Regions from separate parts of the Homo sapiens genome. Here region 1 is linked to region 2. The links are chromatin loops, found by intact Hi-C in ENCODE. Cell type or tissue: Calu3. All regions are shown on one strand. Each heading gives the region's core, and the rest is flanking DNA. Links, peaks and the distances in the headings are about the cores only.

Region 1 (2,914 bases), core at 140-2,639, 62 kb after region 2:
TCCTTGTCCCCAACTCACTGCACCCAATCCAGAAACATGGTAGTCATTCCAGGATCTGCCCCTTGCCTCACCTACTCTTATTCTGCAGCATCCTACCTGCCCCTCCAATCATTGATCAAATATCACCAGTTTTAAGTCCAGTGTTTCCTGAATCCATTTTCCTCCTGTAGTTCTTTACTCTCACTCTCATCTATGCCAGGTCCCTGTCATCCTGTATACTCTGACCACAACTGTTTCCCAACTCTTCTTCTGGCCTCCAGGCTTGCTGCCCACCTGAGACGAAAACCACCTTGACCCCCCTCTGAAGGCTCTGAAGGCTCAGATTTTATAGGCTCAGGGAAGCTGAAAGTTGGACACCAATATGGCCTGTGCCTGTAAGGGCTCCTCATCACCACAAATCCCAGTTCTGAGTCTATCGAAGGCCCAGTGTGACCTGGTGTGACCTCTCAGCCTCATCTCCCAGCATTTCCTGCCTCAAACTTCATGTTATGATGATAATACACAGTAGTGTGTAGCTTTCCAACACACCATGCTCATTCATGAGTTTTATTGTATTTGATTTAATTCTGTTTCCTCTACCTAGACAGCCTTTTCCACCCTTCTTCACCTGGGTCATATGAACTCATTTTTCAAGACACAGCCCACCCATTCTCTGGCTCAGAAACCCTCCCCAAAAGCCTTGGGTGAGGGAAGTGCTCCCCTTGCAACCTGTGCTTATTGTCTGAGGACTTAAGGGTGGCGCGTTAGAGTTGTTATGTGGGAGTCTTTCTCCTCCATTAGGTTATGACCTTGACAGCATCTTAGTCACTTTTGCCCCATTGTCTAGTGCAATATTCAGGACACAGTGAGTGCTCAGTTAATATTGTTGACTGGAACTTAACCCCCTCAGAGCAAGGGTTTTCTACCCCTGTCCTCCTAGCAAGCATTCTGCAAATGTTTCATGAGCGAATGCTGCTGCTGTCAACAGCCATGATGGGGAGAGGGGAGGAGGGTTCTAGTCACACAGTTCCTAAATGTGCACAGAGGCCAGGCACGGTAAAATCTGCACATCAGCATTCCATCCCTGAGCAGCATGCATGCTGAGAGTGAGATCTGAAGGAATTAGGCTCTCTGGAAATTATGAATACTTAGGAGAATAACTCACTGGGTCTGCAGAGGATGGCAGGCCCTTTCATGAGCGTTCCAACATCACCACTGTCATGATCACCTCCAGGAGAGGTATTTTTATGAATTAAGGCCATTATGACAAAGGAAGAGGGTTATTAGGGTCAAGAGTTACCCCAGGCAGGCTCCACCTGCATCCCTGAGATGAGCTTTCATGATCCTGCTCCCCACTGAAGCTGCTCATTGGCCCTCTTCCTGGAGGTCCCTTGCACAAAGGATCTGCCACCCTCATGGACAGTCGCTGCTTCTGAAACTGCAGAGCATGAATAGCCAACAAGGCATGCAGGAGCCAACAAGAGGAGTCTCTGTTGATTCCAGTGGGTTTCTGAAGGGTAGGGGATACGAATTTTGAACACCCACCTCCTGCTAATCCTCCAGCAAAACCAGTCAGACTGGATGCAAAGCATTACGAGAGAGCCCACACATCCCATCTGACCTCTGAACAATGGAGCCACTTGTTGCAGGAGGAGTGTTTCATGTCCTTGGGATCAAGGCTGGAGGAATGGTGGGCATGGAGAACTGGGACTGGCAGGAGCAGGGGCAAGGGTGGCAGGGGGAGAGAGCTTGGGATTTCAGAGCAAGATCCCCTCATGCACAGTTTCACAGTCATCTGGCCTTAACTTCTCTGAGGTGATAACGAGTCTTCACAAGGCAGTGGTGGACACGCTGCTCTAAGACACCTAGTGCAGGGCAGGGAAGGAGTCACTCACAAAATGCTAGCTCCTCTGACATAGGTGCTTCTTAGGGACATCCTCTCAGGGCAGAAGGGTCTAGAGGGAAGCCCCTGCCACCCACTGCTTCTCCTGGAGCACAGTGCTGTAGCCAGGCACAGGGGTGGGGGCAGAAGTGCCGCTGCAGCCACCCCCACCAGCCCTGCAGAGTCCTTCACCTCTGCTACCCGGCAGGTGATTTCAGATAAACGTGAGTCGAGTCAGGGGAGCTGATATTTTGTTTCAAGGAAAAGAACTTTCTAGGCTGCCTCTGGGAAGTAACATTACTCTCGTAGTCTCTTCACAAACTTTTCACTGTTGACCTGAGGATTCCTTTCCTCTCTCCTTCCCTCTCTTCTTTTCTTCCTTTTGTGGGAAAAAGAAACAAATTGGAGGACTGGTCCTTCAAACAACCTCTAGAACCAACAAGTATCAGCCTCCCTAAACACTGTCCTGAGTTGTGACTGACACTGAATCAATCATTTCAAGAAAACCCTGCACTTTCCATCTCTTTCCTTCCAGGAGGGTAAATGCTGTTCTGAGGGAAAAAGAGGCAACTAGAATGTAGCTCAGGGGAGAAGCAAAAGGTAGGGGAGGGAACTTGCTTCCTTCTTCCTCTCTGGGGAGTTCAGCAGCAGCAGCAGCAGCAGCAGCAGCAGCAAGTTCTCCTCTCCAAGGAGCTCCTAGGAAAACTAGGGACCCAACCTTTGAGCTGGGGGGGCCTGGGGAGGGGTGTTGGTGTGAATTGCTCAAGAGTAGCAAGAAATCACACCCACAGAGAATGAAAGCACATTCTCCTCCGTCCCCCTGGGGGCTGCATAAAGGGTCCTCCTGCATCCCCTCCACTGTCGCAGTCATGGATTCCCTGCCATCCCACCATGCAACCCACACCAGCCTGCTCAGTGTCCCCATGGTGCTCACAGCCTTGACATCTCAGGGGAATGCCCAGCTTGGCACGTACTCCCCTCAGTCCAAGCTGCCCAGCAAGCGCCAGCCCTCCATGGCAGGCCACCAACCAAAAACCTCCCTAACCCTGAACA
Region 2 (2,914 bases), core at 210-2,709:
CAGTCCTCCCATCTTGGCCTCTCAAAGTGCTGGGGTTACAGGTGTGAGCCACCATGCCCAGCCTTACTCATTTACTTTAAAAAATCTACTTGATTTATGGTTATTCCTCTATGGTGCCAGGGAGAAAGAGGTGGACTGCAGCTAACTGGGTAATTGTATATAAGCCTACGTGTGCTGCATGTGAACATTATCCATTAGATGTATGTCGTGGATATTTTTTTAAAGCTGTAAATTATTACTCTAAGGGAATACAAGGTAAAGATGAGTCAGCTATGTTATATAGGACATATTATTTAGTTGCAGGTTATTAAACACTCATTTGCAGTGTTGTGGGGAATCAAGGAAAGAAAAAAGTGCTTTTCACTCTACTAGTGAGATTCCCAAGGGACAGTTTCCTTAGGGAAATCTCTGCTGACAACTGTGGAGGATTGGAAATGATGAAAACTGGCGGGTTTCCTTACAAAGAATCTCCTTTGTTCACTGCACTATAGTGAAATCTTGGAGAACAAGAGAAAGAATGAAAAGAAGCAGATCAACAGATCTTTACCTGCCTCTGAGGACTTAGCAATGTAGGCAAGGAATACATGTACCCTGGAGAGTGTAAGACATAAATCATACATGCATGCCAAGAGGATATAAAATACAAAGACTCTTGGGGAGGTGGGATATAAGCTAGGAAGCATTTTCCTAAAATGGATAAAGGAAGTAGTGGGTATAAATTGCCACAGAGTAGAGAAGATTTCCAGGAAAAGACAGTGAGGGAGGGAGCAAGACCAGAAAGTAATGGTAGTTAGCAGGTAGTGGTAGGCAGCAGTAGTGGTAGGTAGTAATGGTGGGTAGGTATGCTTCTGTGACTTTGACTTCGATATAGTTATGCCCAGAGAGTCACTTTAGGCTCTGGAGCAAAGGAAGGCTATGATGAAATCGTGTTTCAGAATACTTCGATTCTGGCACCGTGTTTCCTATCAGCTAAAACAGGGAAAGGAAGGAGCAGGTACAGTGTTTCAAAACCAGTCGGGGTGTGAGATGATGAAGGCTGGATTAGGGTCAATCTGAGAGGCAACACAGGGGAAAATGTGATAGGTAGGGGTTGATAAGAAATTGACATGCGGGACAGAGGGGAGACAAAAATAGCTCTGAGGCTGTAACCCTGGAGGCTTGGTGGGGATGCCACTGAGTAATATGGGAGTATCGACTGGAACTTCATGATCTCAGCTTTATACACATTTCATATGCAGAAGAATATTCAAAAGGAAATATCCTAACAATAATTGGAGCCAGAGGACTGAAGTGAGAAGGAAATCTCAGCAGGAGGGCTAGTTGGTGAGTCATCTGCCAACTGTCCACAGGGGCCGGCTGGAAGGGCAGGGAGGGGTTTTATGTGAATGATGATATGCTTTATAAATAACAGTGGAATCCAGGGTAATTACTCAGGGCTAAATATCTCTTTCTCTTCAATAAGTTATTTTGCCTTCATTGATGACTGAGTAACTTAAAAGGTATTTGAATTTACATAAATACTTGAATTGTATGTTATTTTTCCTATGGGTCTGTCAATGAAGTCTATGCTGTTTGCTGACCTAACAAATGATTACCTTTCCCAGTACTAGTGGAAATAATGTCACAGCCCTGGTGTCATTAAATGTTTCTTTCTGTGGCTGATGCTGAAGGCTATCCGACTCTCATTAGGAGCACAAGCACCCACAGAACCAATATCCCACACTATTTGTGATTAATCTCACCTGTTGTAACAATGACTTTGCATGCTTTTTTGTGGCCGAGGCACATTATTTTAGCATCAGGTAAGGGCTGAGAGGCAGAAGTGCCCAGCTGATGGCAAAGAAAGAAGAGACACACAGAGAAGCCTTTGAGTTTAGCAGCTGTAGGTGACTCCGCCTTTTGATCTCCGATTCTGTGAAGTGAGAGAAAAAGTTTAGGGTCATACAGGAGAAGCTGGATGTCTTCTTCACATGACTGGTTAGCAAAGAAAAGTACCTGAAAAACAGAACAAGTTGTTCCTAATTCAGGCAATTTTTTACCCCTTTGCCCACCTCTCCGTAACTGGCTTAAAAGTAGAGCTTTCTCTTTCTTCAAAGAAAATTCCATTCTGTGGTCCACTCCAGTGAACACTCAGCCGAATGAAAAACTATACCAATAAGAGATTGTTATGGGTTACCAAATAAAGAATAGGCTAAACAAACAGCCATGGCCAGTTCTTGGCTTGAGACGCATTTTCCCTCCAGGCAGTGATCTTTACAGGATCCACGTCATTACATTAGCTTTCATCATACCACTATAAAGTGTCTAGGAAGTATTATTCTCATTCTGAAGCAGAGAATGGTAGATGTAAAGAAATGAAATCATACTTCTTTTGCTCAATTTCCTCCCTAGACAATCCTATCTCTTTTATTTCATTTCAGCTCTGTCACTTACCAGCTGTGTGACTTTAGGCAAGTTACTCAATGTATGTGCTCCAGTTTCTTCATCTATAAATAGGGCTAGAATACTAATAACCTACTTCATAGGGTTCTTATGAGGATTAATGAGTTAGTGCATGCAAAGCACTTAGAACAGTGTCTGGCCTATAATAAGCACTCCATAAGTACTGGCTGTAAAAACGACAATAAAGCCAACATCACTCAAGCCTAATAAATATCACTTTCATGCTAGTCATTTCCAAGTCTACCTCCTTAGTTTGAACTCTGTCTTGAGTTCCACATCTAGATTTCCAGTTGCTGCTAGATATGTCATTTAAAAACATAATTATTCAGTAAATATTTCTGAGTACCTACTATTGGGGTTCAAAGAAGTCCAATAAATAACAGCCTCTTCCCCAGCTTAGCTCTGAACCAATTAAAGAGAAGGACAAAAAAATAAGGCAACTGGAAGATCAAAATATCACCTTTAGTGCTGA

Evidence for each region. A loop is a pair of places that touch in the nucleus more often than their neighbours do. Peaks named below come from ENCODE experiments on the same cell type or tissue, not always from the same donor. Only the 100,000 strongest peaks of a DNase experiment are listed, where the experiment ranks them.
Region 1: it touches region 2 in a loop (5-fold over the local background); 3 of 110 quality-filtered maps call a loop at or near these places.

The regions. Positions count from the first base shown.
Region 1 is chr1:117,207,710-117,210,623 of GRCh38, forward strand. All of the region lies in intron 1 of VTCN1 (V-set domain containing T cell activation inhibitor 1), which reads right to left. Among named protein-coding and RNA genes, the nearest start is that of VTCN1, 1.8 kb to the right of the region's middle. In Calu3, for the core only: no CTCF peak of the experiment used is centred there; a DNase peak (open chromatin) is centred at 1,602.
Region 2 is chr1:117,145,871-117,148,784 of GRCh38, forward strand. VTCN1 (V-set domain containing T cell activation inhibitor 1) reads right to left here. Exons shown (of 6, transcript NM_024626.4): 5 at 1,743-1,912. The coding sequence ends at 1,788. Among named protein-coding and RNA genes, the nearest start is that of TRIM45, 26 kb to the left of the region's middle. RefSeq lists an enhancer at 573-1,772. In Calu3, for the core only: no CTCF peak of the experiment used is centred there; a DNase peak (open chromatin) is centred at 1,341.